2 separate regions of the Homo sapiens genome follow, and region 1 is linked to region 2. The links are chromatin loops, found by intact Hi-C in ENCODE. Cell type or tissue: Caco-2. All regions are shown on one strand. Links, peaks and the distances in the headings refer to the core of each region. The heading gives the core; the rest is flanking DNA. Region 1 overlaps CXorf58 (chromosome X open reading frame 58). Region 2 holds the start of KLHL15 (kelch like family member 15).

Region 1 (16,354 bases), core at 373-8,372, 90 kb after region 2:
CATTCTGTCTCAGGTGCTTCCAATGCTCAATAGTGATTAGTTATGCCATGTCATGCCTCCTGTAGCAATAAATCCATTATTACTTTTATTATCATTCAGAATAGGTCATTCACAAGCTGTTCTGTAAAAATGAATTTCAACTTTAAAAAAGACACTAGAAGCTGACTCAAAAGGAGCCTTTCATTCTGTGAATTCTAATATTTATGCTAAGTATGGCCTGTTCAGATATTTGTTTAAATGAAGGAAAATCAAAATCGAATAAAAGTCCCAGGGACTAATCTCTTAAACAAAACTGTATACTGCTAGTTCAAGGGCATCTAATAGAAAAAATTTGTTTAGATTAAAATTCTGTCAGTAAAAGAATTTGTTCCTATGGCAATTCAAAAAGGCTTAAAATATGTCACACATTTAGTTAAGAGAGCATACTCAGGACTTATTCTATGTTATTTTCCTTTATTACACATACTCATTATTTATAGACAGACAAGCAGATTGTTAAACAACTTTGGTTTTCTGTCAATTAACTGTTCATTATCATGATGGAGAATCACCAGCTGCCAAGTTTTGATACCAGGAAAATGAGTCCTTTTTTCTTTTTCCAGCTGACACTCTGACATAGATTCCTTAGTTTTCACAATGTCAAAAGATGGAGTGGAGATGATAGTTATCCTTTGTACCTGATGGGCCCGTTTTTGGTTCCTAGGCAGAATTATCAATAAAAGTAGGAAGTGTTATATATTTGGTTTTTACTACTTTATATTTTAATGTTTGACTATATTTATCCTCATCTCAAAATATTCACAGCGATTTTTTAAATTACAAAGTAATAACATGAATACATGTCTGTTGTAAATTCCTATGATGTAAAAGTATACTGAGGCAGACTTTATAAAGCATAGTTCTTAATAAGTTTAGATAGAAATGACTTCCATTTTGAAAAAACCACCATCAGAGATGTGCTGAATCAACAGTGTCAACATACAGAGAAAATAATTTTTTTGCCAACTCATGCTGATATGGAGCCAAAACAGCTGGTTTTTATCAGAATTGCCACCAATATTAAGAATTTTTTAAAAAATGTTACCAAGATGAAATTCACTTTATACTACCTATGATAAATGTGTCAAATGTGTTTCAGCCTTGAACTTTAGATTAGGAAAATTTCATTTACGTAAGTACAGCTACTTTACAGACAGTTTGAATATTGTCCAAAACAATGAATTCAGTACAAGTTAAACTTACAGTCACCTCAGAAGTATTTTTTTCTTTAGCCAAATAAACTTTTCTCATTTTTTCAACTTTCATTTGAGCTTGCTTGGATCGACGACCCAGAAATTTAACTTGATTTTGCTGTTTGTAGGGCCGATATAGAGGTTGGACAGTTAAGTATGGACCCCTAGAAAATGTTTGTATTAAAAACAGAAAAATCACACAGAATAAAATATAAATGCAAAGCAAGTTCCAAATTTCATTAAAGCTTTCTCTAGCAAATATATCACAGACCTTAGCAACATTGGAGCAGCATTTCATGTAAGCTTTTAGGTTAAAGTTATCATTTCTGCTTGAGTTTACATAGCACAGTTCTTTATCTGGCACTTATGAAGGTGTACAGGTGATGATATTGACAGCAAAGATGATAAAAATTATAAAACCTGTTATCAATTTAAAATTAGCTTTCCTAGAAAATACTGTGTAGTAGCCATTTGAATCTTATTTTTTTACACCATATACTAACACAAAAAAGTATTACATTTCGTCCAGGCGCAGTGGCTCATGCCCGTAATCTCAGCACTTTGGGAGGCCGAGGCAAGCGGATCACCTGAGGTCAGGAGTTCCAGACCAGCCTGGCCAACATGGTGAAACCGTCTCTACTAAAAAAAAATACAAAAATTAGCTGGGTGTGGTGGCGGGTGCCTGTAATCCCAGCTACTCGGGAGGCTGAGGCAGGAGAATTGCTTGAACCCAGGAGGCGGACTTTGCAGTGAGCCAAGATTGTGCCACTGCACTCCAGCCTGGGCAACAGAGCGAGACTCCAGCTCAAAAAAAAAAAAAATTACATTTCATAATGGTTGGAAAAACAAGCTGTTTTTAATCAGTGCTGGGATCAGATGCTATGTCCATAATCCCCTTGTCCTTACCATTATAAGGAACATAGACTCAACTTTCAATGCCAGCATCTGCATCACTCAGTTTGAAAATTTTCTTTGAAAAGAAAAGCCTGCCAGCACGGTGGCTTACACCTGTAATCCCAGCACTTTGGGAGGCCAAGGCGGGTGGATCACCTGAGGTCTGGAGTTCGAGACCAGCCTGACCAGCATGGAGAAACCCTGTCTCTATTAAAAATACAAAATTAGCCAGGCGTGGTGGCACATGCCTGTAATCCCAGCTACTCAGGAAGGCTGAGGCAGGAGAATCGCTTGAACCAGGAAGGTGGAGGTTGTGGGGAGCCGAGATTGTGCCATTGTACTCCAGCCTGGGTGACAAGAGTGAAACTCGGTCTCAAAAAAAAAAAAAAAGAAAAGAAAAAAAAGAAAAGAAAAGCAAGCCCATGTGCAGGGGAGGTCAAAAGTGCCCGAGAATTAATATGTCCCTTCCTAAGCAACCCTTAACCAATGACTGATGGGTGTTGATGTATCAATACTGTAATTCCCCTGCCCCCTGTGGGATAATTCTGAGTTGCATGTTCTACATTGACTCTGACATTCCCGGGGGAGATTAAGCTCCAGTTACCCACAGTGGTAACTTGCTTGCTAACACACACTGTTTTGGCTGCCTTCCACTTTTTTACCCTCTCCCTTCAGTTGTTCCTGGGATCACCTCCTAAATCTCTGTCTCAGGGTTTGCTTCTGGGAGATGCTAAACTACAACTGCATTCAAAGATGGCTTTATGAAAGTATTTTTTCTCTTCAATTGATTAATAATTTGGCTAATTATTTGGCTCTTAAATTACTTATTCTTGGATACTCAGTAGGATAAATCCAAATAGCAGGGAGATCAGGATTATATATGGTGGCAGAGAAAATTACATCATTTATTTGACCTTGGTGGTAATAGGGTTAAATTCTATATTCAGTGCTCATATGGATGAGTTAGAGAAAATCTATTTCATGACAGACTGTGCCCTAAACCAGGCCATCTGTCTGGCAAATGTATAGCCTTGATCATAAAATATATGGGTTAAATTATGTTATTGGGTCAGAATCACTCATCTCTACTCCTGAAAAAAAATCCCCAGCATGTTTGCTTGACAGTGGGTCATCAGTGTCTTCTTCATGTACAAAGGGAGTATTTTTCATTTCAATTATAAGAGTGTGAAAATAGATTACCAGTAGGTCCTCTTACATATTATTATCTCTTTCTTCTTTTAAGAAAGCAGCTTAATTTGTAAATAAGATGGGCTAAGTGAGGCTTAGTAATGGAAAGAGAAAAGGAATATAATTGGAGTTGTTATATTCTGTCCATGTTGTTTCAGATCATAATACATCTATTTTGCTACAACATCCATTTCTACAATGTGAACTGGCTCACATACTATTGGTAAAAAGGGGAATGACGTCACTCTAATTTATATGCAATTTATCTCAGGCAAGGGGAGCCAGAGTAGCAAGAATAGAATTATAACCTTCAGCAAAAAAGGAAAAAGCCCTCAGTTCTGTGCTGCATGGGCAAGGGGAGCCCTTTTGACTGTATTCATGAAAACAAAAATGAGCACCTGCATCAAGTGCTGTCTTCCCAGAGAGGCACACCCCACCCCCAACTCACCCTCACTGCCCTCCACCCTACTCCTCCCCTACCCCCACTCCAGCCTTGGATGGCTCCTGGTTCTCGGCAGATCGCACTGCCTCTCATGTCCACTTAAAAGGCAACCATGCGGCCGGGCATGGTGGCTCACACTTGTAATCCCAGCACTTTGGGAGGCTGAGGTGGCCGGATCACAAGGTCAGGAGTTTGAGACCAGCCTGGCCAATATGGTGAAACTCATTCTCTACTAAAAATACAAAAATTAGCCGGGCATGGTGGTGGGCACCTGTAATCCCAGCTACTCAGGAGGCTGAGGCAGGAGAATCGCTTGAACCCGGGAGGCAGAGGTTGCAGTGAGCCTAGATTGCGCCATTGCACTCCAGCCTGGGCAACAGAGTGAGACTCCGTCTCAAAAAAAAAAAAGGCAACTACGCTGGCCTGGGGTCCCACTTCCATGTGCACTGTCTCCATGCCCACTAACTGCTCTAATGAAAGAGTTGCCAGCATCTCCACTCTATGGTTGTTCATTTTTTTATATTTTCTGTGGCAGCCTCCAGCTACACTGAGCTGCCTGTCTGGTGGTACAAGTTAACTCCCCAAGTACCAATTGTCCTTTTTGTTAGTGCTCTGTTTACAAAATTGCATACGTTTTGAGCAATCTGCCCCAACCCTATTTTCCCCATATATCCTCTTATCTTTAGTGAGCTATCTGGCAGAATGTGAACATTTTCAGATATGCCCCTAGTATTGTAACCCCAGTGAAGAATCTGTTTTACCTAATTTCAGAAACAATCCGTAGCTGGTGCTTATGGATCTCTTGCGTTACTGGTCTCTGTAACAGAAACTTCATTTCATTTCGTAGACGGTTTGAGATCACTCCAGACTCTGAATAATGAACTATGTCATACATTAGCATTGTCCTGGGAATATTTTCAAGATTTAATTTGCGCCAGCTGTTATTTCTGCCGCCAGAAAATGCAGGGGCCTCATCGAAAAAACTGCGATACTGTAGGGAAAAAACAAGAACGATTAAGTTGGCCAGGTGCGGTGGCTCATACCTATAATCCCAGAACTTTGGGAGGCTGATGCGGGTGGATCACCTGAGGTCAGGAGTTCGTAGACCAGCCTGGCCAACATGGTGAAAACCCATCTCTACTAAAAATACAAAAATTAGCCAGGCGTGGTGGCTTGTGCCTGTGGTTCCAGCTACTCGGGAGGCTCAGGCAGGAGAATTGCTTGAACTCGGGAGGCGGAGGTTGCGGTGAGCCAAGATCGCGCCACTGCACTCCAGCCTGGGTGACAGAGTGACTCCATCTCAAAGAGAAAAAAAAAGAAAAGAAAAGAAAAAGAGAAAAAAAACAATTAAGACTGATTAGTTGGCCAGGTGCGGTGGCTCACACCTGTAAGCCCAGCACTTTGGGAGCCTGAGGCAGGTGGGTCACTTGAGGTCGGGAGTTCGAGACCAGCCTGGCCAACATGGTGAAACCTGATAGCATTAGGAGACATACCTAATGTAAATGACGAGTTAATGGGTGCAGCACACCAACACGGCACATGTATACATATGTAACAAACCTGCACGTTGTGCACATGTACCCTAGAACTTAAAGTATAATAATAAAAAAATACAAAAATTAGCTGGGCGTGGTGGCGCACACCTGTAGTCCCAGCTACTTGGGAGGCTGAGGCAGGAGGATCACCTGAGCCCAAGAGGCAGCAGTTGCAGTGAGCCAAGACTGCACCACTGCACTCCAGCCGGGGCAACAGAGTGGGACTCTGTCTCAAAAAAAAAATTGATTGGTTGTGGGTGCTCTAAAATGTTTTTAGACACATTTCTCATGGTTCCACTCAAATGTCACTTCATCCAAAAGGCATTCTTTGATCCCATCTCTGAATTTTATTGGGATCTCTCTCTGACTACTCAATGTTTTAGTTATCTGTGTATGACTTAGCTCCCTTATTGGAAGGCAGGAGCTATGCTACACATTATCATGCACACAGTATCATACTCACTAAATATTTATTTAATGCATCAACATTTTTATGGCAAATATAACTCAGATAAGTTAAACTCAGATGGGCCTAAAAATTAATGATAATAGCTATGTGTTCTGCATACCTAGTAGAGCTTGTTCATGACATGCTTGGGTTGAGAGGACTTTTTTTTTTTTGAGACAGGGTCTCATCCTGTCACCCAGGCTGGAGGGCAGTGACATGATCATGGCTAGCGGCCTCAACCTCCTGGGCTCCAGTGATCCTCCTGAGTAGCTGGGACTACAGGTACATGCCACCACGTCTGGCTATTTTTTTTTTTTTTGGGGGGGACGGAGTTTCACTCCTGTTGCCCAGGCTGCAGTTCAGTGACACGATCTCGGCTCACTGCAACCTCCGCCTCCTGGGTTCAAGCGATTCTCCTGCCTCAGCTGGGATTACAGGTGCATGCCACCATGCCTGGTTAATTTTTTTTGTATTTTTAGTAGAGATGGGGTTTCACCATGTTGGCCAAGCTGGTCTTGAACTCCTGACCTCAGGTAATCCACTTACCTCGGCCTCCCAAAGTGCTGAGATTACAGGCGTGAGCCATCACGCCTGGCCAATTTTTTAATCTTTGTAGAGATAGGGTCTCACTATGTTGCCCAGGCTGTTGAGAGGACTTTTGCACAAACCTTTTTAGAAATATGAGTTCATCTCTAGTATGAAGTGGAGATTTTCACTATTTTCCTTTGGAGTATTTGTAGAAATCCCACTTTTCTTTTTTTCCAATTTAAAATGATATCAAATTAGGAATTAAAAATACAAATATATATCATCACTTTAACATTATAGTCGTGCATTTAAGAGCCAGGGATAGGGCAGGAGGAGCTACAGTGCTAGGAAACAGAATAACAAGAAGGCCTTTAGGGTATATTACACAGTCACATTCATGCTTTCAAACACACACACACAGATGCACATACACACTCTCAACACACACCTTCACACTCACATATACACATACACACTCACACACATACACACACACAGGCAATCCTACCTTTGCACCATTTCATCTTTTTTTTTTTCCTTTTCTGGAGAATGGGGTCTCGCTGTGTTGCCCAGGCAGGTCTCAAACTCCTGGGCTCAAGCAATCCTCCGGCCTCTGCCTCACCAAGTGTTAGGATTACAGACATGAGCCACTGCACCCGGCCTTTTCAAACTTTTTTTTTTGAGATGGAGTCTTGCTTTATCGCCCAGGCTGGAGTGCAGCGGCGCAATCTCGGCTCACTGCAACCTCCACCTCCTGGGTTCAAGCGATTCTCCTGCCTCAGCCTCCCAAGTAGCTGGGATTATAGGCGTGTGCCACCAGGCCCGGCTAATTTTTGTATTTTTAGTAGAGACAGGGTTTCATCATGTTGGCCAGGCTGGTCTCGAACTCCTGACCTCAAGTGATCCACCCACCTTGGCCTCCCAAAGTGCTGGGATTACAGGCATGAGCCACCACGCCCGGCCTCCTGTTGCTAGCTCTTCAGCTCAAAGATCACAATATAAATGACAGATGATCATCATGATTAGTGACAAATCATGTCATACCTTCCAAAGTCAATCAGTGACTGGTCACTGTGAATCTGTTATTCATTTCACACACAAACAGCAACGTATATAGTTGTGTTGCATTTTTGTCTCCCAATGATAAACCCATGTGACATTTTACAAAAATGGAAAATCAAAAGAGGGAATTCCCCGTCAAAGAAACAAAAAGTGGTACCCCTTGAAGTGAAATTGGAATCAATCATACATGGAGTTCTAGAAGAAACAGGTGACTGTGGGAATGCTAACACTGCCATCATTCAAGACGTTGCAGATCTACAGCTAGAGGAACTTGGTGAGGATGAACTTATCAACATAAATGAGGAAAGTGGCTATGATAAAAAGATGAAGCTTTCCCAGTGGAAGTGATGCTGGCCAAAAAAAACTTCATACTGAAGGAACTCTGAGATATTTTGCAACATTTAAAGTGCAAAGAATAAAATGTTGGCAGCTGATCCAAATTTTAAAAGGAATATGACAATACATCAAGACATAGAAAAGATGCTTATAAGTTATACTAGAAGAACAAGAAGGCAAGCACTGTTTAAAGTACTCTTGGTAAGTTATTTTTTCACAGCTTTATTGAGGTTCACATACCATACAATTCACCATTTAAAGTGTACAATTCAATAGTTTCCAGTATATTCACAGTTGGTAAGATATTTTATGAAGAAACTAAACACTTTGTCTATGTTTCTAATGTTTTAAATTATAGTGTACTAAAAGTGTTCTAAATGTGTTGGGTTTTTTTCTTTCATTTTCCTATGTATTTATAACAGACAGCAAAAGAGTTTTTAATGTTTTGACAAAGAAGCTTGTTTTGTTTTGTTTTCAGAGATGGGGTCTCACTATGTTGCCTGGGCTACCCTCAAACTCCTGGGCTTAAGTGATCCTCTTGCCTCAGCCTCCCAAGTAGCTGGGACTACAGACAAAAAGTTTGAAAAGTCACAGGACAATCACAATTTTCCCCACAAATTATTAAGTTTGCTTTGCATGGTTTCAATTTGCTGGTCATTTTTATGGTCCTGCACTGCCATGCAAAGTAAGGCTGGGTATTTTTTTTCCTGAGTGAAGTAGTAAAATGGGTAAATATCATAGATCTGTCAATCATCTGCTCTGCCACTTATCAGATCTGTCTGTGACCTCAGGCAAGTTTTTTTGAGGCTTGTTAAACTTCATTTTTCTCATTTGTAAAAAAGGTCACAGAATTTACAAACTTGAAGATGAAAGAAGATAACACACATGTAAAGTGCTAAAGACAGTGCCACACCCGTATAAGGACTCAAACGTCAACAATGATCTTATCTCTCTCTTCCAGTATGTCTATCTGGGGACTCCTCTCTATGACATTAATCCTTGACATGTTCACAATCTGAAAGTATGTGGTCTTTGTCCTTAGCAAAGATAGTTGGCATTTCCTGGTTCACTTCCCTAAACTCACAGTCTAAGACTCTAAAAGAAAGAAAACATAATTGGGAGTCTCTAAGGCACTGCATTAATTTCATGTTTCACACTGAAGCAAATGAGTGAATAGTTAAGGCTGTATACAGACATATCTCAGAGATATTGTGGGTCTAGTTGCAGACCATGGTAATAAAGTGGATATCACAAATAGAGTCATGCTAATTTTTGGTTTCCCAGTGCATATAAAAGTTATGTTTACATTATACTGTAGTTTAAGTGTGCAACAGCATTATTTAAAAAAAAATGTACATACTTTAATTTAAAAATACTTTGTTATGGCTGGGCATAATGGCTCATGCCTGCAATGCCAGAACTTACGGAGGAAGAGCTGACAGGATCACTTGTGCCCAGAAGTTCGAGACCAGCCTAGGAAACATAGCAAGATCCCATCTCCACAAAAAGAAAAAAAATACTTTATTGCTAAAAAATGCTAATGATCATCTGAGCCTTCAGTGAGTCCTATTCTTTTTGCTGGTAGAGAGTCTTACCTTGATGTGGATGACTGCTGACTGATCAGGGTACTGGTTGCTGAAGACTGGGGTGGCTGTGGCTTTTTTTTTTTTTTTTGAGACAGGGTCTCACTCTGTTGCCCAGGCTGGAGTGCAATCATGGCTAAAGCAATCCTCCCACCTCAGTCTCCTGAGTAGCTGGGACCATAGGGGCATACCATCACACCTGGCTAATTTTGGGGTGGGGGGTAATTTTTGTAGAGACAGGGTCTCCCTATATTGCCCAGGCTGGTCTCAAACTCCATCTTCAAGAGATCCTCCAATCTCAGCCTCCCAAAGTACTGGGATTACAGCCATGAGCCACTGTGCCCAGCTCATGAATGTTCTCAATAGCATCTAGAATGGTGAATCGTTTCTGGATTTTTAAATTTTACTTTACCCAGATCCATCAGGGGAATCATTGTCTATGGCAGCTATAGCCTTATGAAACATATTTCTTTTTTCTTTTTTTTTTTTTTTTTTTTTGAGACAGAGTCTTGCCCTGTCACCCAGGCTGGAGTGCAGTGGTGCAATCTCGGCTCACTGCAAGCTCCGCCTCCTGGGTTCACGCCATTCTCCTGGCTCAGCCTCCCAAGTAGCTGGGACTACAGGCGCCCACCACCACGCCCGGCTAATTTTTGTATTTTTTAGTAGAGACGGGGTTTCACGGTGTTAGCCAGGATGGTCTCGATCTCCTGACCTTGTGATCCACCTGCCTTGGTCTCCCAAAGTGCTGGGATTACAGGCCTGAGCCACTCCGCCCGGATAGATTTAGCATAATTTTTAAGGGCCCTAAAATTTTCAGAATGGTAAATGAGAACTGGCTTTAAGTTAAAGTTACCAGCTGCATTAGCCCCTAACAAGAGACTCAGCCTGTCCTTTGAAGCCAGGCATTGACTTCTCCTCTCTAGCTGTGAAAGCCCTAGAGGGCATCTTCTAACAGTATAAGGCCATTTTGTCTACATTGAAAATCTGTTGTTTAGTGCAGCCACCTTCAACAATTATCTTAGTGAGATCTTCTGGATAACTTGCTGCAGCTTCTCCATCAGCACTTGCTGCTTCACCTTGCACTTTTATGTTATAAAGACGGCTTCTTTCCCTAAACTTCACGAACCAACCTCTGCTAGCTTCCAAAGTTTCTTCTGCAGCTTTCTCACCTCTCTGATCCTTCATAGAATTGAAGAGAGTTAAGGCCTTGCTCTGGATTAGGCTTTGGTTTAAGGGAATATTGTGGCTGGTTTTTCTTTTTTTTTCTTTTTCTTTTTTTTTTTTTTTTTGAGACACAGTCTCACTCTATTGCCCAGACTGGAGTGCAGTGGCGCAATTTCGGCTCACTGCAAGCTCCGCCTCCTGGGTTCACGCCATTCTCCCGCCTCAGCCTCCCTAGTAGCTGGGACTATAGGTGCCCGCCACCATGCCCGGCTAATTTTTTGTATTTTTAGTAGAGACGGGGTTTCACCATGTTAGCCAGGATGGTCTCGATCTCCTGACCTCGTGATCCGCCCACCTCGGCCTCCCAAAGTGCTGGGATTACAGGCGTGAGTGGCTGGTTTAATTTTCTATCCAGACCACTAACACTTTCTCCATATCAGCAATGAGGCTATTTTGCTTTCTTATCATTTGTGTGTTCGCTGGAGTAGCACTTTTAATTTCCTTCATAAATTTTTCCTTTGCATTCACAACACGTTTAACTCTTTGGTGCAAAGGTCTAGCTTTTGGCCTATCTCAGCTTTTGACATGACTTCCTCACTAAGCTTCGTCATTTCTAGCTTTTGATTTAAAGTGAGAGGCGCATGACTCTTTCACTCGAACACTTAGAAGCCACTGTAGGATTATTAATTGGCCTAATTTCAATATTGTTGTGTCTCAGAAAATAGAGAGACCAGAGGGGAAAGAGAGAGATAATGGAATGGCTGGTTGGTGGAGCAGTCAGAACACATACATTTATTGGTTAAGTTTGCCATCTTATATGGGCTCAGTTTGTGGTGCTCCAAAACAATTACAATAGTAACATCAAAGATCACTGATCACAGTTCACCATAACAGATATAATAATAATGAAAAGATTTGAAATATTGCAAGAATGACCAAAACGTGACACAGAGACACAAAGCAAGCACATGCTATTGGAAAAATGGCACTGATAGATTTGCTTGATGCAGGTTTGCCACAAACCTTCCATTTGTGAAAACACAACATCGGCCAGGCGTGGTGGCTCACGCTTGTAATCCCAGTACTTTGGGAGGCCGAGACGGGCAGATCACCTGAGGTCAGGAGTTTGAGACCAGCCTGGCCAATATGGTGAAACCCCGTCTCTACTAAAAATACAAAAAAATTAGCTGGGAGTGGTGGCACATGCCTGTAATCCCAGCTACTCGGGAGGCTGAGGCAGGAGAATCGCTTGAACCCAAGAGGCAGAGGTTGCAGTGAGCTGAGATTGCGCCATTGCACTCCAGCCTGGGCGACAAGAACGAAACTCTGTCTCAAAAAAAAAAAAAGTATGTAACTCAATGGTTTTTAGTATATTCACAATGTTGTGCAACTATCACCACTGCCTATGAATATTTCAGAATATTTCCATCACCCCAAAAGAACCCCCAAATTCCTTAGCTCCCTACATATAAAAAGCCATATATCACATGATTTCCTTTATATGAAATATCCGGATTAGGCAAATCCATAGAGACAATGCAGACTGGTGGTTTATGGGGCTGGAATGATGCAGGAATGGAGAGTGACTGCTTACTGGATGCAGGGTTTCCTTTCGGGGTAATGAAAAGGTTCTGGAACTAGATGGTGGTGATGCTTGCACAACCCTGTGAATGTACTTAATGCCCCTGAATTGTACACTTTAAAATGGTCAATTTTATGATGAGAACACATGGACACATAGAGGGGAACAACACACACTGGGACTTACCAGAGGGTGGAAGGTGGGAGGAGGGAGAGGATCAGGAAACATAACTAATGGATACTAGGCCTAATACTTGGGTGACAAAATAATCTGAACAACAAACCCCCTTGACACGAGTTTACCTATATACAATAACAAACCTCTACATGTACCCCTGAACTTAAAATAAAAGTTAAATTAAAAAAAAATTTTAAAAGAAAGTTCTAGTGCTTGGGCATCCGAAAATAAGTTTCATTCTATAGAATATATTTGAAAAATAAAATAAAATATAATACAATAATAAATTTTATATTGTGTTATATTTTACCATAATAAAAAAGTATGATTCTATCTTCTTGGATGACAGAGTTAGGAAGACTTGCTGGGTTTGTTTGTTTTTCTAAATCTAAATTCCTTACTTGTACATAATCTTGCATGGTGACAACATCCATTATATCAGTTACTTTGGACTTCGGGAAAATACGTTCATCTTCCATAATTATACGGTGAAATTTCCTTTCCCCCATTAGTTTGCAAGCATCATCCACTGCCTGTAAAAAGAATAGAAAATAGACTTTAAAAATAGTAGAATAGCATTAATGATCAGCACGCCCTTTACATATTTCTTCTGACAAATACATCAAATATTGTTCCTTTCTTCTAGCAGCTTGCTATTCAATAGAAAGGCTGCATTTGCAAAGAGATTATATAGGGATTATTAAACCACTTAAAATTGTTTCCATAGCCTTATCTACATAGGTTTTTTTTTTTGAAACGGAGTCTTGCTCTGTCACCTAGGCTGGAGAACAGTGGCGCCATCTCAGCTCACTGCAACCTCCACCTCCTGGGTTCAAGCGATTCTCCTGCCTCAGCCTCCTGAGTAGCTGGGACTACAGGCGCATGCCACCACACCTGGCTAATTTTTTGTATTTTTAGTAGAGACCAGCTTTCGCCGTGTTAGCCAGGATGGTCTCGATCTCCTGGCCTCGTGATCCGCTCACCTCGGCCTCCCAAAGTGCGGGATTATAGGCGTGAGCCACCGCGCCAGGCCATCTACATAGTTTTTAAATGCAGCTAGAGGAATTGCTGAGTCCAGAATCCTCAGAGAACATAGTTTTAAAACAACTGGTTTTTCCCCTTAAAAGACTTTTAATTCTTTTATTTTGAAAAGCAAAACAAACCTGTAATATCATTCGTGCAGTCAATGCAGAGAAAACTTATCTGGTGATTCAACGAGTTACCGTAGGAACTGCAATGAAAGGTGTCACTAGTACCACCTCTCTTTTATGTGTTAATACACTGCTGGTAAGTGGAAACATGTATGTTTCAGACTGTTTAAGCCTCCCTCCCTTCAGACTTCATTCTCAGCAGCTAAAAAGTGGCAAATAGAGGGGTTTTCTTTTCTCTCCCAAATGTCAACATTTTATGCTCAAGGAAAGCACCTGAGAGGTCAGAGACAGAAGAATCACAGAATATATGGAAGCTCAAATCCTGTTGGGCCCTACTTATACCATACCCTTCCACATATAAGTATCCTGTGCTAAGAGCTATACATAGACTGTGAGTAGAGACTTAAGTACTCTGCACCCCCGCCATAAGTATGTGCTGACTCTTCTAACACATATTTATATTACAGATCTGTACTTCTGGCCACAAAGGGTATGTTTATATGAAGGGAAGGATAGCACAAAAGAAAATTCAGGGCGGGCGTGGTGGCTCACTCCTGTAATTCCAGCACTTTGGGAGGCCGATGCAGGTGGATCACCTGAGGTCAGGAGTTCGAGACCAGCCTGGCCAACATGGTGAAACCCCGTCTCTACTAAAAATACAAAAATTAGCCAGGCGTGGTGGCAGGTGCCTGTAATGTCAGCTGCTCGGGAGGCTGAGGCAGGAGAATCGCTTGAACCCAGGAGGCGGAGGTTGCAGTGAGCCGAGATCATGCCACTGTACTCCAGCCTAGGGGACACAGCAAGACTCTGTCTCAAAAAAAAAAAAAAAAAAAAGAAAAGAAAAGAAAAGAAAATTCAAACATCTTTTGATTCCAGTTAAGTTTCTTTCTTCCTTTGTATGTCAGAATGCGGTATTTGTGAAAGTATGGGAACTCTGTTATAATGTTGATACAAGGCCTAAAAGAGTGGTTGAGGCCAGGCACGGTGGTTCACACCTGTAATCTCAGCACTTTGGAAGGCCGAGGCAGGCGGATCGCCTGAGGTCAGGAGTTCGAGATCAGCCTGGCAAACATGGCAAAACCCTTTTTCTACTAAAAATACAAAAATTTGCCTAGCATGGTGGCATGTGCCTGTAAACCCAGCTACTCGGGAGGCTGAGGCAGGAGAAATGCTTGAACCTGAGAGGTGGAGGTTGCAGTGAGCTGAGATCATGCCACTGCACTCCAGTCTGGGTGACAGAGTGAGATGCTGTCTCAAAAAAAAAAAAAAAAAAAGAGAAAAGAAAGAGTGGTTGAGACAGGATCAAAACTGAGAATCACTGTTCTTTTTTCTTAACACACAACAGCAAGCTATAATGCATTTTCTATTCCAATTCTCACTTTTGTTATTCAGACTATTCCTTTATTTATTTTTTTAAATTCCAAAGCTTAGAATATCACAGACACATGTAGAAAATGAAAAAGGAAGAAAACATTCAAATGGTTGAATGGTTGAAGTTTTATTCCTAACGTATAGAACTGAAGAGACAAACAGTTTAGTGAAAATGTGATATGGAGCTTTCCTTTAGGTAGATCATTTTTGCTTTATATTTCATTAATTTCTTCTTTTTTTTCCAGCATGCTATTTTATTGATGTAACAACATTTTCAATAAAGTTGGTAAATTATCACTATATTACTGTCTTATAGCAACATAGTAAGAGCTCTAGAGATTGTATAAGCATAAAATGTGAATTTAAAAAAACAATATGTAGGATTTTTATCAGGGCAAGCATTTCCATAACCATAAATATTTCCCTTTTTTTATTATTACACTTTAAGTTTTAGGGTACATGTGCATAATGTGCAGGTTAGTTACATATGTATACATGTGCCATGTTGGTGTGCTGCACCCATCAACTCGTCATTTAACATTAGGTATATCTCCTAATGCTATCCCTCCCCCCTCCCTCATCCCCACAACAAATTTCTTTATACATTACACAACTAAAGAAAAGATAGGCCGGGTGTAGTAGCTCACACCTGTAATCCCAGCACTCTGGGAGGCCAAAGCAGGTGGATCACCTGAGGTCAGGGGTTCGATTCCAGCCTGGCCAACATGGTGAAACCCCGTCTCTACTAAAAAACACAAAAATTAGCTAGGCAGGGTGGTGAGCACCTGTAATCCCAGCTACTTGGGAGGCTGAGGCAGGAGAATCGCTTGAACCCAGGAGGTGGAGGTTGCACTGAGCCGAGATTGTGCCACTGCACTCCAGCCTGGGCGACAGAGTGAGACTCCACCTCATAAATAAATAAATAAATAAATAAATAAATAAATAAAATAAAGATAGTATTGGCAAATCTCTCCATTATGTTTTCTTGCAATTAATTTCCAACATTTTATGGTTCTAATTAACCAGCCCCACAGTGACACTAAAGGTAAAAACAAGTAATTGTACACTGAACAGGTATGAAGACCATATAATTTCTGCTTTAGGAATTTCTGTAGGCATAACTATAATTTACTTTAGCTGAAGTTACTAAAAAAGGGTTTTTAAAATTTTTATTTTTATTTTTTGAGACGGAGTCTTGCTCTGTCACCCAGGCTGGAGTGCAGAGGTGCCATTTCGGCAGACGGCAACCTCCGCCTTCTGGATTCGAGCGATTCTCCTGCCTCAGCCTCCTGAGTAGCTGGGACTACAGGCGTGCACCACCATGCCCAGCTAATTTTTGTTTTCAATAGAGACGGGGTTTCACTATGTTGGCCAGGCTGGTCTCGAACTCCTGATCTTCTGTTCCACCTGCCTCGGCCTCCCAAAGTGTTGGGGTTACGCCCAGCTAATTTCTGTATTTTCAGTAGAGATGGGGTTTCACCATGTTGGCCAGGCTGGTCTCAAACTCCTGACCTCAGGTGATCTGCCTGCCTTGGCCTCCCAAAGTGCTGGGATTACAGGCGTGAGCCACAGTACAAAAGGTATTTATTTAGGGTTTTTTTTTTTTTTTCTGAGACAGAGTCTCCCTCTATCGCCCAGGCTGGAGTGCAGTGGTGCCATCT
Region 2 (16,354 bases), core at 5,519-13,518:
AAGACATTCCTCCCACACTTTACCCTTCCTGGCCCAAGAGAGCATCCAGAAGGCAGTAGGACCTGGTTTTTCAGGTACTGGGAACAAGGGGCTCACTGCTTGGACTCCGCTTAGAGTAGGGACGGTAAATATCCTGCCTGCATGGCTTTACCCTCCCTCTAATCCCAAAGCAGGTATGTTCTGGTTGTCACAGAGTTTCATTGAGCCCAGCTGCAGCCACGTGGCCATCTGGAGCTGGTGCTGTAGGTGACCATCTGGTACATTGAGGGGACCGGTTTGCCTCCTCCACTCTATAAGCTGTCATCTTGGGAGACAGGGAAGAGAAGGTGGTGGGCCAGTCCTGTGTCCTCCTCCACTTCCCATGCCCCTACGTTACCCATCTGTGTCTCCTCTGCAAAAGGAGAGGAAGAGGCATTAAGGGATGAAGGGTGATTATGTATTACTTATCCATTTCTGAATAAACATTTGTTATTCCAAAAAAAAAGAGAAAAAAGCCTGCTGGATTTTCTTTTATTGTGGTAAAAATTTACCATCATAACCATTTTTAATTGTATGTAGTGTTAGGTTTTTTTTTTTTGTTTGTTTTTTTGTTTTTTTTTTTTTTTTGACGGAGTCTGGCTCTGTCATCCAGGCTGGAGTGCAGTGGCATGATCTCACTGCAACCTCTGCTTCCCAGGTTCAAGTGATTCTCCTGCCTCAGCCTCCCGAGTAGCTGGGATTACAGGCATCTGGCACCATGCCCAGCTAATTTTTGTATTTTTAGTAGAGATAGGGTTTCACTGTGTTGACCAGGCTGGTGTCAAACTCCTGACCTCGTGATCCGCCTGCCTCAGCCTCCCAAAGTGCTGGGATTACAAGCGTGAGCCATGGCGCCCGGCCAGTAGTGTTAGTTATACGTGCATTGTTGTGCAACCGATCTCTAGAACCTTTTCATCTTGCAAAACTGAAACCCTGTACCCATTTAATTTTTAAGACAGGGTCACGCTATGTTCCCCCGAGGCTGGCCTTGAACTCCAGGGTTTAAGGGATCCTCCCGCCTTAGCCTTCTGAGTAGCTGGGACTACAGGCATGTGCCATCACACCAAATTAAGTTTTACCCTGCTCTCCTGCTGGTTTTTTTTTTTTTTTTTTGAGACGGAGTCTCGCTCTGTCGCCCAGGCTGGAGTGCAGTGGTGCGATCTCGGCTCACTGCAAGCTCCGCCTCCCGGGTTCACGCCATTCTCCTGCCTCAGCCTCCCTAGTAGCTGGGACTACAGGCACCAGCCACCACGCCCGGCTAATTTTTTGTATTTTTAGTAGAGACGGAGTTTCACCGTGTTAGCCAGATGTTCCTGATCTCCTGACCTCGTGATCCGCCCGCCTCGGCCTCCCAAAGTGTTGGGATTACAGGCGTGAGCCACCGTGCCCGGCCATCCTGCCCGGCCATCCTGCTGGATTTTTAATAGGAATTGTTTTGAGTCTGTAGATCAATTGGGAAGAACCATCATCTTGACAATATTGACATCTCTGGCCGGGCGCGGTGGCTCACTTCTGTAATCCTAGCACTTTGGGAGGCCCGAGGCGGGTGGATCACGAGGTCAGGAGATAGAGACCATCCTGGCTAACACGGTGAAACCCCGTCTCTACTAAAAATACAAAAAAAAAAAAAAATTAGTCGGGCGCGGTGGCGGGCACCTGTAGTCCCAGCCAGCTACTCGGGAGGCTGAGGCAGGAGAATGGTGTGAACCCGGGAGGCGGAGCTTGCAGTGAGCTGAGATCGCGCCATTGCACTCCAGCCTGGGAAACAGAGACTCGGTCTCAAAAAAAAAAAAAAACCTCCAATCCCAGAGGACTATCCTGCCTCACCTACGCTTAACATTCTCACCTCCCTCACCAAGACAGTGCTGCCTCTTCTTCCAAGTCCCTAAGACAGCATGAAATTCACCCCTCCTTTTGTCCAGGCCTATGCCCAGACATCTATGTGTGAAACTATACCCCTGCTTTCTCTTCCACTACCCACACACAAAGCTGAGGAGGCCAGAATTGACTTACCTAAAGTCCCTCTCTGCCCTGTATCTAGAAAGAAATTCTGTCTTAGAGATAGTTTTGTGATCACTAGGTTATTTATTTGTTTTGTTTTGTTTTGTTTTTTGAGACCGAGTCTCACTCTGTCACCTAGGCTGGAGTACAGTGGTGCAATCACGGCTCACTGCAGCCTTGACCTCCCGGGCTCAAGCAATCCTCCCACTTCAGCCTCCTGGGTAGCTGGAACCACAAGTTCACAGCACCACGCTCGGCTAATTTTTGTATTTCTTGTAGAGATGGGGTCTCCCCATGTTGCCAGGCTTGTCTCAAACTCCTAGGCTCAAGCCATTCGCCCCCCTCGGCCTCCCAAAGTGCTAGGATTACAAGTGTGAGCCACTGCACCCAGCCTGTTTTTTAGTTTTTTTAATTTTAATTTAAATTTTTTTTGAGACGGAGTCTTGCTCTGTCGCCCAGGCTGGAGTGCAATGGTGTGATCTCGATTCACCGCAACCTCCGCTTCCTGGGTTCAAGCAATTCTCCTGCCTCAGCCTCCCGAGTAGCTGGGATTACAGGTGCCTGCCACCACGCCTGGCCAATTTTTTTGTAATTTTAGTAGAAACGGGGTTTCACCATGTTCGCCAGGCTAGTCTTGAACTCCTGACCTCAAGTGATCCGCCCGCCTCTGCCTCCCAAAGTGCTGGGATTACAAGCGTCAGCCACCGCGTTTTTTGTTTTTTGTTTTTTTTTTTAGATGGAGTGTCGCTCTGTCGCCCAGGGTGAAGTGCAATGGCATGATCTCAGCTCACTGCAACCTCTGCCTTGCGTGTTCAAGCGATTCTCCTGCCTCAGCCTCCTGAGTAGCTGGGTTTACTGGTGCCCGCCACCACACCTGGCTAATTTTTGTATTTTTAATAGAGACGGGGTTTCACCATGTTGACCAGGCTGGTCTTGAACTGCTGACCTCATGATCCGCCTGCTTCGGCCTCCCAAACTGCTGGGATTACAGGCGTCAGCCACCGCACCCGGCCATCACTGCATTTTTTAAGAACTTAGTTTTAGAATCAATAAATAACCTCAGAGCCTACATTCAATCTTGTCTCTATCCTTAACCACAGTCCCCAAACCCTGAAGTTGTGCTGCTGGCAACAGTAGTTACTGGAGGTTTTTTTTTCTTTCTTTTTCCACTTCTTTAGTCATACAACACCATGTAGCAGCTCTTTATTCCTGCTACTCACCTCAACTCTGGCACTCACACTTAGAATGTGTGCATGTTTGGGTACACATCTACTGAAATGCAGTACTTAAGAATATGTAGCTTGGGCTGGGTGCGGTGGCTCACGCCTGTAATCCCAGCAGTTTGGGAAGCCAAGGCGGGCGGATCACCTGAGGTCAGGAGTTCGAGACCAGCTTGGCCAACCTGGTGAAACCCTGTCTCTACTAAAAATGCAAAAAATAAGCCGGGCGTGGTGGTGGGTGCCTGTAATCCCAGCTACTTGGGAGGCTGAGGCAAGAGAATCGCTTGAACCCAGGAGGCGGAGGTTGCAGTGAGCCAAGACTACACCATTGCACTCCAGCCTGGGCAACAAGAGCGACACTCCATCTCAAAAAAAAAAAAAAAACAAATATGTGGCTCGTATCTTGAGGCTTCTAAGTATAGTGTTATTTTTCATTGGTTCATAAAGAACTTAAAAGTGATTAATTTTGCTGGGCACAGTGGCTCAAGCCTGTATTTTGAGCTACTCAGGAGACTGAGACAGGAGGATCCCTCGAGCTCAGGAGTTCGAAGCTGCAGTAAGCTATGATCACTATGATCGCACCATTGCACTCCAACCTGGGCTACAGAGGGATACCTCATCTCTTAAAAAAACTTTTTTTTAATGATTAATTTTGGGAAAGGGGGTATGTTACTCCTTTTAACATTTTCATTTACTAAGAGGCACTGTCTACGTTGCATTTCACAGTAAATAGATTTAGTTAAAATGGTGACATTCGTTTCATCTTTCATTGATAGTGGATGTTTAGCAATTACAGTACTTTTCTATCTGGCTTAGCATAGCACACTCTTTGTCTTACTCTTATCTCACTGGCTACTCCTTCTCTGTCTCCTTGACAGTCCTGTATCTTCTCCCGGATGACTCCCTCACATTGCTGCGCCACAAAGCCCAGTCCTCGCTGTACACTCAGCCCCTTGATAATCTCATAACTGAAGCTGAAGCATAATGTTATTTTTCATTGGTTCATAAGGAGCACAAAGATGATAACTTTCTTTTTAAGGTTTTCATCTACAAGGGGGCATTGTCTACACCATGTTTCAAGGTAAATATATTCCATTAAAATGGCAATATTCATTGCATCTTTTATTGATAGTGAATGTTTAGCAACTTCCAGTAACTTTCTCTCTAGCTTGTAGCATTCCACACTCTTGTCTGATCTCCTGGAACCAGTTCCCTCTGTTCTCCAGGATGGCTCCCTGGCCCAGGCACACCTCTGGGCCCAGTCCTTGCAGCTTTTCCTTCCTCCCCACTCCCTTCAAAACTGATCCTCCTGAGGTCTTTGCGATGTCAGGAAATGACAATTCCATCCTTCCAGTTGCTCAGGACAGAAAACCTTGATGTTATCCATGACTCCTCTCTTTTCCTTTATCCCTACCTCCAGGAAATCCTGTTGGCTCTTCCTCCAGAATATTTGCAAAGTCTAAGCACTTCTCACCATCTCCACTGTAGCCTCCATTCCATTCCATTCCATTCCATTCCATTATCGGAATAGTCTCCTAACCCATCTCCCTGCTTCTGCCCTAGTCCACCTAAATTCTGTTACTTACATAGCAGCCTGAGTGTCAAATCATATTGGTCCTCTTCACCAAAGCTTCCAGTGGTTCCCAATTTCTCACAGGCCAAAGACCTTACAATTGCCTACCAGGTTTTATACACTCTGGTCCCTAATTTCATTGAAGGCAAGGCTCAAATGATACCTCCTACTTTGATCATCCCAGTTAAAACTGGAACACCCTTCCCCAGCTCTGTTATTTTCCATAGCATTTATCACATCCCGATTTGGGGAATAGACGCCACAGAATTAGTCCAGGCTGACCACCACACAAACAACAAATCTAAAAATAGCAAACTCTACCACCACCTGGATTGGGAGTGGGTTAATACAGAGTCCAGAGTTGCTACAACATATTATCTAAAAGAAACAGGATGTACAAAGAAACAGCAAAGTGTGACCCATACTCAGGAAAATAAGGAGTCAACAGAAAACTACCTCTGAGGGTTCAGTGTTACTGTGATCAGTGCAATTATAGTTTTTTTTTGTCCTGCATTTTCACATAAGATTATATTAGAAACAATTTCATAAGTCATTAAAACTTCTATGAAAATAATATATATTTTTTTTGAGGCAGAGTCTCCCTCTTTCGCCCAGTCTCCCGGGTTCAAGCACTTCTCCTGCTTCAACCTCCCAAATAGCTGGGATTACAGGCATGTGCCACCACGCCTGGCTAATTTCTTCGTATTTTTAGTAGAGATGGGGTTTCCCGTGTTGGCCAGGCTGGTCTCGAACTCCTGACCTCAAGTAATCCACCCACCTCAGCCTCTCAAAGTGCTGGGATTACAGGCGTGAGCCACCGCACCCGGCCACATTTACCACATTCTAACAGGCCACATAATTTGCTTATTTATTTTATTACCTGACACATGTAATCCGTACAAGGGCTAGAGTTTTCATATGTTTTATTCACTGATGGATCCCCAGTGGGTAGAACAAGACTTGGCATGTACTAGGCACTTACACATACTTATGGAATGAATAAATAAATAGTATAGTAGATTGCAAACCAACAATTTGTGGAATTAAGTAGGAATAAAAATACAACTATGTGAAGATCATTTACTATGTTAATATAATTACATGGTACAGTGGAAAGATCATGGGGTGGCTGGGTGCGGTTGATCACGCCTGTAATCCCAACACTTTGGGAGGCTGAGGTGGATGGATTACTAGAGGTCAGGAGTTCGAGACCAGCCTGGCCAACATGGGAAAACCCATCTCTACTAAAGTTACAAAATTTAGCTGGGCGTGGTGGTGTGTGCCTGTAGTCCCAGCTACTTGGGAGGCTGAGGCAGGAGAATCACTTGAACCTGGGAGGCAGAGGTTGCAGTGAGCCAATCACGCCACTGCACTCCAGCCTGGATGATAGAGGGAGACTCTGTCTCAAAAAAAAGAAAAAAAAAAAAAGTAAAAAGAAAAGTGATTACCAAGACAACTACCACAGACTGGGAATTTCTGAAAAGCCTCAACTTTTCTTTTCTTTTTTTTTTTTTTGAGACAGCGTCTAGTTCCGTTGTCCAGGCTGGAGTGCAGTGGTGCAATCTCGACTCACTGCAACCTCTGCCTCCTGGGCTCAAGCCATACTCCTACCTCAGCCTCCTGAGTAGCTGGGACCGCAGGCCCGCACCACCATGCCAGCTAATTTTTTGTATTTTTAATAGAGACGGGGTTTCACTATGTTCGTCAGGCTGGTTTCCAACTCCTGACCTCTAATGATCCTTCCGCCTCGGCCTCCCAAAGTGCTGGAATTACAGGCGTGAGCCACCACGCCTGGCCTCAATTTCTTAAAAAGCAAAAACAGGAGGGAGGAGGAGGGTATGCAGTATCCTAAATCCTCAGAACCCCTGGGGAAGAACCTCATTCCAACTCCACCAGCACTCCCAGGCCCAGGCTTCTAGCATGCTTCCGACCTCGCTAGCTGCTAAATAAATAGCTATTGAGGAATGTGTATTCTCAAATACTTAGGCTAGAGGGCTAAGAAAAGACAGCTTCCATCTACCTCTGTGGGACTCTACCAGTGTGAAAGGATACTCTCAAGGTATTTAACAACTCCCATTACAGTCCAGAAATTGGTGGGGAAAGTTAAAATATATTTTCTTTTCTTTTTTTTTTTTGAGACGGTGTTTTTGCTCTGTTGCCTGAGCTGGAGTGCAGTGGCTCACGCTTGTAATCCCAGCACTTTGGGAGGCCAAGGCGGGCGATCATGAGGTCGGGGGTTTGAGACCAGCCTAGCCAACACAGTGAAACCCCGTCTCTACTAAAAATACAAAAGTTAGCTGGGCACGGTGGCGAGCGCCTGTAATCCCAGCTACTCGGGAGGCTGAGGCAGGATAATCGCTTGAACCCGGGAGGCGGAGGTTGCAGTCAGCCGAGATCCACTGCACCCCAGCCTGAGCGACAGACTCCATCTCAGAAAAAAACAAGCAAACAAAAACAAAACAAACAAACAAACAAAAACAAGAAAAGAAAAGTTAGCCGAGCATGGTGGGGCACGTCTGTGGTCCTAGCTATTCGGGAGGCTGAGGTGGAAGGATTGCTTGAGCCCGGGAGGTCAAGGCTGCAGTGAGCTGAGATCATGCCTCTGCCCTCCAGCCTGGCCGAGAGTGAGACTGTCTCAAAAAAAAAATAATAATAATAACATAAAAATAAGAAATAAGAGTGAAAGAGGCATCATTGATTGAAGATAACTTGGGGAGGGGTTCATATAGTAAACGTATAGATTGATTGAAAGACACAGCCCAGTTTTAAAACTACATAAATATCCAAAAAAGCACATTTGAAATTCCACGAGACCTTGCAATGTCAAAATAAGGAGGGACGGGAAGCACGGTGATCACACAATGGCTTATGACATACACTCACTACATTTATACCTGGTACAAAGAGCGCAGAAACGTTTCAACTCTTGCTTGAATCAAGAACAGAAGCCTCTCTTTAGACAGGTCAGTGCCACATAGTAATGTATAGCTTAAAATGTTAGTTAATGTACAAAAATCCAAACTCAGCGTTTAGATGTTCGGGAATAATGCATGAACATTTAAATATTCAGAAGTGGAATGTATGCATTTTTAAAGTTTATTTTATGATTTAATTTTAAAAATTTGTTTTAATGTGAAATTCTGGGGTAATTTGTCATGTAGTAATAGATACAAATATGGCAAGCAGGGATTTTTAAATAATGAACAGAAATATCTTAAAGGAGCTATTGGAAAAGATGGAAAGAAAGTGTGAACAACTTGGGAATTTCAGTGTCTTACAGTTTTTTTAAAGCTTGTTATAGTTTAAATCGGAATAAGGAAGCGTATTTCCAAAAGATTGAAGTGATTGTGTTATCTCTCCCACGAAGTAGTCTACTTCAGCAAAACAGTACACCGTGTGCTATTTTGGCCTCTTGGGAAAGATGGTATGTTCAAGTTTGCTAGAAAGAGATAATTATCGCTTTTAGCGACACCTCTCACGGAAAGTTCATCGGGATATTGGTCTAGAGAGAAAATGGCGGCGGGGGGTGGGGGTGGGGGAAGCCGAAATACCTCAGTTTAGGATCTGCTATGGGCAATGGATGCCCTAATTTAAGGTTAATTGTAGATCCACGGGCTTCCAACTGTGTATTTCCGTCATCTACACTTTTCCCAGAAAGAGATGCCATAATAAATTTACAAAACAGTCCTATAGTCTAGTTTTATATTCTTGTCAAGAAAAGGTAATATTTAAAAAGTACTAGCTAGAATTCTATAAAAAACGAACAACAAAAATCACTGCCCTCTGAATGTTCGTTCTTGATTATTTTGACGCAAGTAGAGACAGCTTTTTTAAATCCGGCATTATCTCCGGGTGGTGCAGACATGCAATTTTTTATGAATTTTCCCACCCTTGGGAAATCGATTTCTGAAACGTGTAATTGTTGTGCAGTAAGCCAAGTGGACAGTGACGCAATAGTCCACTGCAAGTTGCCTTACAAAAAATGATGTCATTTGGCGCAGATCTAGTCACTTTTATAACAGGTAGCTATGGAAAAGCTCCCTCCACGTTGTCCCCGATTCCCCCACCCCCACCGTGGCCAAGATGCAAAAAGACACTTTCCTGGCTTCCTAGCCCTCAACTTGTCGAGGGTGGGCGCACCGCAGTGGCTCAGGGCCCATCGCTCGTGCAGGCGGAGAGAGACCGCTGCAAGGGGACGAGGACAGCTGAGTGTCCTCAGCCCCGACGGCGGCGCCGCGGGGGAAGCTGCGTCGGGCCCAGTCCAGGGCCGCGACGCCCGGCCGCCTGTTTTCCTCGGTGGGAAACCGCTGGCGTGGCGGGCCGGCAGCCGGGACGCGGGGCGCCGCGGGCGCGGGACAGCCTTCCCCGCCCCCCCTTCCCCCCCGTTCCCACACCCGCTCCCGCTCCCGTGGCGCCGGAAGTGACGCGTTTTGGGCTGAAAGATGGCGGCATTGGCGCTCGACCAGGGGGAAGGTAAACACCCGCCAGGCCACGGGCTGGCCCCCTCGGGGCGCCAGCAGGGGCCGAGGGGGGGGCCTCCCGGGCCAGCTCCCCGCCCCCAACGGCTTCCCACCCTCCGCCCTCTCTCCCAGCGTGGCGGCCTTCCGCGTCAAGACGACAGCGCACTGGGCCCCCTGCCGGCCAGCCCCGCCTCCCTGGGCGGGCCCCGGGCGGCTCCCGCGGCCCGCAGGGGGCGCGCGGCCCGGAGCGGCCCCCGGCTCGTGGCCCCGCACGCCCCGCCCCTTCCCCGCCCCTTTCCCGCCTTCCTCCACCCCCGGCGTGGGTGATCCCGAGGCTCGGCGCGCTTCGGGGCAGAAGCCCAGAGACGCCGTCCTCGACGCTTCCTCGGCTGGTGCTTCTGTCTCTGCCTGCTGCCCCCCAGCCCTTTTCCCCGCCCGCGGCCCCAGTCGGCCCTCCCGCCGAGCCCCGTCGGGTGCTGCGAGGCCCCCGGCGTTGGCAAGGTCGGTCCGGGCCCCGACGCCGCGCCGCCTCGTGCGGAGCCCGACTGTCTGGTTTCTCGACTCAGCGCTGTCTTCTTTCCCAGGACTTATCCAGAGGGGGCTGCAGGCGAGCACTCTCGTGCCCCGCCGGAGCGACCCGGCTCGTGCCGGGAGCGGCTGCTCGTAGACGTCCGAGGAGCCTGCCGAGTGCCGTCCCGGCGCCCGACCGCCCACCCATCGGCCCGCTGGCCCGGTTCTTCCTGATGCAGACTGCCGTCCACTAGAGGCTGGACAGGACCCCCCGAGGTACGTAGCCGCCCCTGGCCGCCGGCCTGCGGAGCCCGGGCTTCGCCCGCGGCCCCGAGCTAGGCACGAATTCGCCGGCCCTCTCTGCACGGACCCGAGTCAAACATTTGGTAGACGCCGGGACCTCGTTTGTCTTCGAGTTTACTTAAATTGTTTGAAATGTAATTTTTTTTTCCAGAGAGAGCGAGAAAGAAAAAGGAAGAAGCATAATTCAGCCATTTTTTGCAGCACACAGCTGCAGGTACCATGATTATTTTTTGCCTAACCCGTTCCTTCCCTTTAACAATTCAATTTATGCCTGAAATAGAACTATGCAAAATGCGAGGCATAAAACTAGGAATCGGAAGGTCTGGGTTCGACTTGGGTGACTCTGAGAAAAAATCGCGTACCGAGCCTTGGTTTCTTATCTATGAAATATAGTCGGTACTACCAACATCGCAGGGTTGAGAGGACTATATGAGGTCATATATGTGAAAATAATCCTTAACTGTAGAGTGTTGTAAGAATGCAAGGCCGTTTTTTAAGTAACCTTTGGTAGAGTGGTTAATGTAGTGGCTAACTGTTGCTGCCTCTTTATTTCTATATTATAAATATAAGCAAATAAGTACGGAATAATAGTAAAGCAGTGCTGTGAATCCATAGATCTGTAATAGTCACGTTGCTTGGCCTTCCTCCTACGAAGTGCTAACTGCTTATTTAAATAACGGTATTCTTTAATTCAAATGTAACGTTACCGTAGGGGCTTTGCTTTTCATCGTTCTAGGCCGCTTTAGGCCCCTTTTCTTACTCCAAATATTTAACACCTTACATTTGTTAGTCTTTTCTGTTTTCCGAATTTGTTTGCCTTTGTTAATCTGATTAAGTGGTAATTTAGAAAATGCTTTGCAGACATATATGCCCTAATTTTAATGCCTGTTTTTCATATCTAGGGAGCAGGATGCTTGAATACTTCTACTAATTTGAAAATTGGTTTTGAAGAGCTTATCAATGCATTCATGTTTCAGTAATCCTTAATAGATCTAGAAATGTATAGAACATTTCAACTTTTTAGCACTTAATGTAATTATATAATTTTATTCTCATTTTTAATCACAACACGTAGTAGGTGCTTAGAGTCACAGTTTATCAGTGGTAGAGGATGTTAACTTGCACTCTTCATTGCTGATTAATTTGGGGAAAGAATAGGATAGTAAATATTTGTGGTTTGAAAATTGAATTTATTTTGCCAGGATTTATATGTGTAACAGATTAGTATTGATCATTTTTACTTGGCATATCAAAAATATAGTATGGTTTGGCTTAAATGGTCCACAAAAAGTGAAAAGAGAAGCATTTTTGGGTATATTGTTATTTTTAGCTAACAAATGGTTTTGAGTAGTTAGATGTTTTATTAAATTTATAATCCTCTAGTCCAATACCAGTTGTCTTTCAGAGTATGCTTTTGTGTTTTGTAAAAAGGCAAAATAATAGAAGTTGGGCAGGATTTACATAGTAAAAGGAAGAGCCTACTTCAAAGTGGCTGGTTTTATAGATTGGATTTATCACTAATCTTGATAAAATTTTGACAAATCATTGCTTTATTGGGGATTTCAAGGTTTGACCTTCTCTCTACCTCGAGTCGGGTTATCTCAGAAACCTAACCTTGATCAGGGCAGGCTTGGCTTCATGGATGTTCAGAAGGGCCCCACACTTGGTTTAATAATCTGCATGTAAAACTGGGATTGTACAGTATAAGGGTGAATGGTAAAATTCATGCTAATTTAAATTTTTAATTTTCCTTTACTCAGAACGACATTAAACATCAAATTTAAAAAACACTGAGAGCCGGGAGCGGTGGCTCAGGCCTGTAATCCCAGCACTTTGGGAGGCCGAGGCGGGCGGATCACCTGAGGGTCGGGAGTTTGAGACCAGCCTAACCAACGTGGAGAAACCCCGTCTCTACTAAAAACACAAAGTTAGCCTGGCGTGGTGGCGGGCGCCTGTAATCCCAGCTACTCTATTCCCAGCTACTCGGGAGGCTGAGGCGGGAGAATCGCTTGAACCCGGTAGGCAGAAGTTGCGGTAATCCAAGATGGCGGCACTGCACTCCAGCCTGGGCGACGAGAGCAAAACTCCGTCTCAAAAAAAAAAAAAACCGCGAAACAGTTGAGAGATACAGAAGAAAGTTTTGAAAGAGCTTTACATTTTATTACCTTTAACGACTTTTTTTTTTTTTTTAAGACAAGAGTCTTGTTCTGTCGCCCAGGCTGGAGTGGAGTGGTGCGATCCGATCCCCGCTCATTGGAACCTCCACCTCCCGGCCTCAAGCGATTCTTGGGCCTCAGCCTACTAAGTAGCTGGGATTATAGGCGCTCGCCACCACGCCCGGCTAATTTTTGTATTTTTAGTAGAGACGGGGTTTCACCATGTTGGCCAGGCTGGTCTCGAACTCCTGGACTCAAGTGATCTACCCGCCTTGGCTTCCCAAAGCGCAGGCGGGAGCCACCGTGCCCAGCCTTTTTTTTTTTTTTTTTTTATCTTTTGAGACACAGTCTTGCTCTGTCTCCCAGGCCGGAGTGCAGTGGCGCGATCTCGGCTCACTGCAACCTCCGCCTCCCGGGTTCAAGTGATTCTCCTGCCTCAGCCTCCCGAGTAACTGGGATTACAGATGCGCGTCAGCATGCTTGACTAATTTTTGTATTTTTAGTAGACACGGGGTTTCACCATGTTAGCCAGGCTGGTCTCGACTGACTTCAAGTGATCCGCCCGCCTCGGTCTCCCAAAGTGCTGGGATTACAGACATGAGCCACCGCGCCCGGCCATCGCCCAGCCTTTTAACAACATTTTTCCCTGATTTTGAACAAGAGTCCCCGCAAATGATGTAGGTGGCCTGTTGTCAAGCCTGGCCTTTCCCAGTGCAAATGTTTTGAGAGTGAATAATGTTAACTGTGAGGAGAATGAATCTTTAGCTTAGAGGAGGTGGATTACTTTATTAGCATCTATTTTCTCTGAATTGGAGTGCTATAGCTCATGTGGTGCTTTTTTTTTTTTATTGAAGAGAAATGAAAGATGGAGCCATGGGTGAGGCATTGTAGAACAGTGTTTAATAGGGGAGGCTATGAAGTCAGGCAGACCCCAACTTCACAACTTACTAATAATTATAGCCTTGGGCAAGTTACTTAACCTCTGTGAGCTTTGATGTTCTCATCTTTAAGTCGGGGATGGATACAAAACATGGAAGGTTGCGAGAATTAAATTTATCTGTCTTTCCAACAAATATTTATTAAGCACTTATTATGTGCCAAGCACTGTTTTAGGTGCTGGAGATGCAACAGTCAGTGAAGCAAAACCGACAAATTGAAGCAGAAAGGAAACTAAGTAAAATGGATAGCCTGTATTGCCATTTAATATACTGCAGAGAATAATAAAGTGGAGGGGCATGGGGATTGTCAGGTTGATGGGGCAGATGGGGTTTTGCAACTTTAAAAGAGGGTGTTTGAGGAAGGCCTCACTGAAATGACACCAAAGACCCTAAGGGAACCATATATATCTGGGGATAGTGTGATCCAGGCAGAGGGAACAGGGTGTAGAGAGGCCTTAAGTTGGGAGTGTAGCTGGTTTTCAAGGAACAGCGGCACCAAGGGAGATAGTAATATAAGATTATTATTATTGCCATTTTAAGAATCATTGGAAAGGCTCTCATAGTTCATCTCTGCCAAGGGTATATGTTGTATTGCTGCTGGTCCAAAAGTGGAAGACCTTTTCAGAATTTGAAATTTTAACTTTGCAAGTAAGAAATTAGGAAAGACAAAATATGTTGTCAGGTTTTCTGTTTTTAACGTAAGACCCTTAAAGCTCATCAGGCTCAATCACTGAAACATGTAAGAATGGATAGAAAAAAATACCCTTTGTCTCTGATAAGATCTTTGAATTTAGTTAATGATATATATTATAGACTAATGATTTGCAGGAAATCTGTATCATAACAGCAAGACTTTCCAAAATATTTAGTTTGGTTGTATAATTCTTATGAGGAACTGAAAGGCTAACATTACAGTATTTGTGATTTCATGTTAGAATAGAACTTAGAAGATTTGGGGTTTTATTCCCCAATAGAGGCTTTTCCTAGAATTCTCACTGGATCCAATCTCTAAAGGCTAGGGAAGCTGTTTTCCATGACATCACTCTTGGACTACTTCTAGTCATAGTGTGGAATAAGCAGAGAAGCATTAAATTAAAGTCTTCTGATGAAAAATAGCATTCAAGCAGGGTTTTTTTTTTCTTATAAGGCTTCTTGTATTATAGGATGACGAAATGCTAAACATACCTGAAAAGTGAAGTAATTTGGTGCCAGTCTGGAGGCTGGAGGACCCAGGGCCCTCCTAATAGCTTAGTTAAATGGTCATTTGCAATTTGGTCCTGAGTTATAAAAATATTTTGATGACAAGAAAGAATTTCCAGTATTAAACAAATTAAAGTTAACTTACACAACGTCTCCTCCCATATTAAAGTGAGTTTTCAATTTGAGTAGTGTATTGAGAGTAAAGTGACCGCTAATAGAGCTTAAAAGTCTGTCTTTAAATTTGTCTTTTCTTTTATATTGGTATGTTGAGAAGTTGGCTGCTTTGAGATTGTCAAATTTACATTTTTTTACTTTATGGGTTACAGAAGTGAGAAATGTTATGACTCAGAAATTAATTCTGTTTTTATCCGTAGTAAGCCTTTGCATTCTCTTTTCGATATGCAACTGTGGCATTTTCTGCATAGGCATCAATTTTGGTAGGAGAACAGTTTGGGGATGAAGATAGTATGAAATCATTTAAATTTTTCATTGAGGGTAAGTATATTATATCAACCTCTGAGAATCTAGCTTTTGCATTGAATACCTTAAGCTTTTGTATGAATTTTCAAGCAGCTGTGGAAGGAATGTGAAAGCAATAAATTATTGCTTATGGCACAAACATAGAGGTTAATTTTGAAATGTCTTTTAATTGCCTATAATTTTGCCTTCACATCAGAATGGCAGCCTTATAACTGAAAAGGAAGCATTTAATTTCTTTGCCTTTAATTTCCTGTCCAGTTTTACCCCCACCAAACTTCTTTTTTTACTGGTCACTAGAGAGTTTGAAGTGTTCAAAAATTCTGTGATATAAATAGCAGTAATAGTCTTCCAGGGCAGAGGTAGGAAGAGGTTGAGGTTTGTGCGTGCACGTGTGTGTGTGTGTGTGTGTGTTGTCACTTATCTCTTACACTTTCAGTTGTTCTCAAGCCTGTGGTCTCAGGACTTCTTTGTACTTATTTGTACTCTTAAAAATTAGTGGGGGCCGGGCTTGGTGGCTCACACCTGTAATCCCAGCACTTTGAGAGGCCGAGGCGGGTGGATCGCTTGAGGCCAGGAGTTCGAGACCAGCCTGGGCAACATGGTGAAACTCCGTCTCTACTAAAAATAAAAAAATGAGCTGGGCGTGGTGGTGGGCTCCTGTAATCCCAGCTACTCAGGAGGCTGAGGCAGGAGAATCGCTTGAACCCCGGAGCAGAGGTTGCAGAGATCATGCCACTGTACTCCAGCCTGGGTGCAGAGTGAGACTGTCTCAAAAAATAAATAAACAAATAAAAATTAATTCTATTACATGGTAACCTAAATAACATTTTTTTATGAAAAATAACTTTTCTAAAACAGTTAAGAACTTGGTGAAAAGAGTGGCATTGTTTTAAATTTTTGCATATCTCTTTAATATCTGGCTTAATAAAAGCCAATGGGCTTCTCATCAGCTTCTGCATTCAGTCTGTTGCAATATCACATACCATGTGTAAACCTCTAGAAAACAGAATGAAAGTGAAAAAGACAAATAACTATTCTTTATTTATGTATTTATTTTGAGAAGGAGTCTTGCTCTGTCGCCCTGGCTGGAGGTGGCGCAATCTTGGCTCACTGCAACCTCTGCCTCCTGGGTTCAAGCAATTCTCGTGCCTCACCCTCCTGAGTAGCTGGAATCAGACGCACATGCCATCACCCCTGGCTAAGTTTTGTATTTTTTAGTAGAGATAGGGTTTCACCATATTGACCAGGCTGGTTTTGAACTCCTGAGCTCAAGTGATCAGCCCACCTCTACCTCCCAAGGTGCTAGGATCACGGATGTGAGCCACTGTGCCCGGCTGACCAATAACTTTAAAAAAATTATTTGGATAATAATTTTGACATTGGGAAGCCCCTTTAGTGGGGACTGGGATCTTTTAGGACAACTGGATTCACTTGTCCCCAGATCATGCTTTGAGAATCCCTATACTAATCATTCTTAGGCACAAAAATGTGAGGC

Evidence for each region. Hi-C counts contacts between places; a loop is a spot of excess contacts. Peaks named below come from ENCODE experiments on the same cell type or tissue, not always from the same donor. Only the 100,000 strongest peaks of a DNase experiment are listed, where the experiment ranks them.
Region 1: a loop joins it to region 2, with 2.9 times the contacts of the local background. A loop is called at or near these places in 4 of 110 quality-filtered maps.

Annotation. Positions count from the first base shown.
Region 1 is chrX:23,923,589-23,939,942 of GRCh38, reverse strand. CXorf58 (chromosome X open reading frame 58) reads right to left here. Exons shown (of 9, transcript NM_152761.3): 6 at 12,573-12,704; 7 at 4,518-4,747; 8 at 1,243-1,396; 9 at 434-699. The coding sequence ends at 640. Among named protein-coding and RNA genes, the nearest start is that of CXorf58, 24 kb to the right of the region's middle. In Caco-2, for the core only: no CTCF peak of the experiment used is centred there; no DNase peak of the experiment used is centred there.
Region 2 is chrX:24,018,561-24,034,914 of GRCh38, reverse strand. It overlaps KLHL15 (kelch like family member 15), which reads left to right and starts at 7,729. Exons shown (of 4, transcript NM_030624.3): 1 at 7,729-7,775; 2 at 9,857-10,058. RefSeq lists enhancers at 6,650-7,149, 8,357-8,860, 8,861-9,365 and silencers at 9,028-9,127, 9,138-9,577, 9,658-9,727, 9,738-9,887, 9,898-9,977. In Caco-2, for the core only: no CTCF peak of the experiment used is centred there; a DNase peak (open chromatin) is centred at 9,394; H3K4me3 peaks cover 3,282 bases.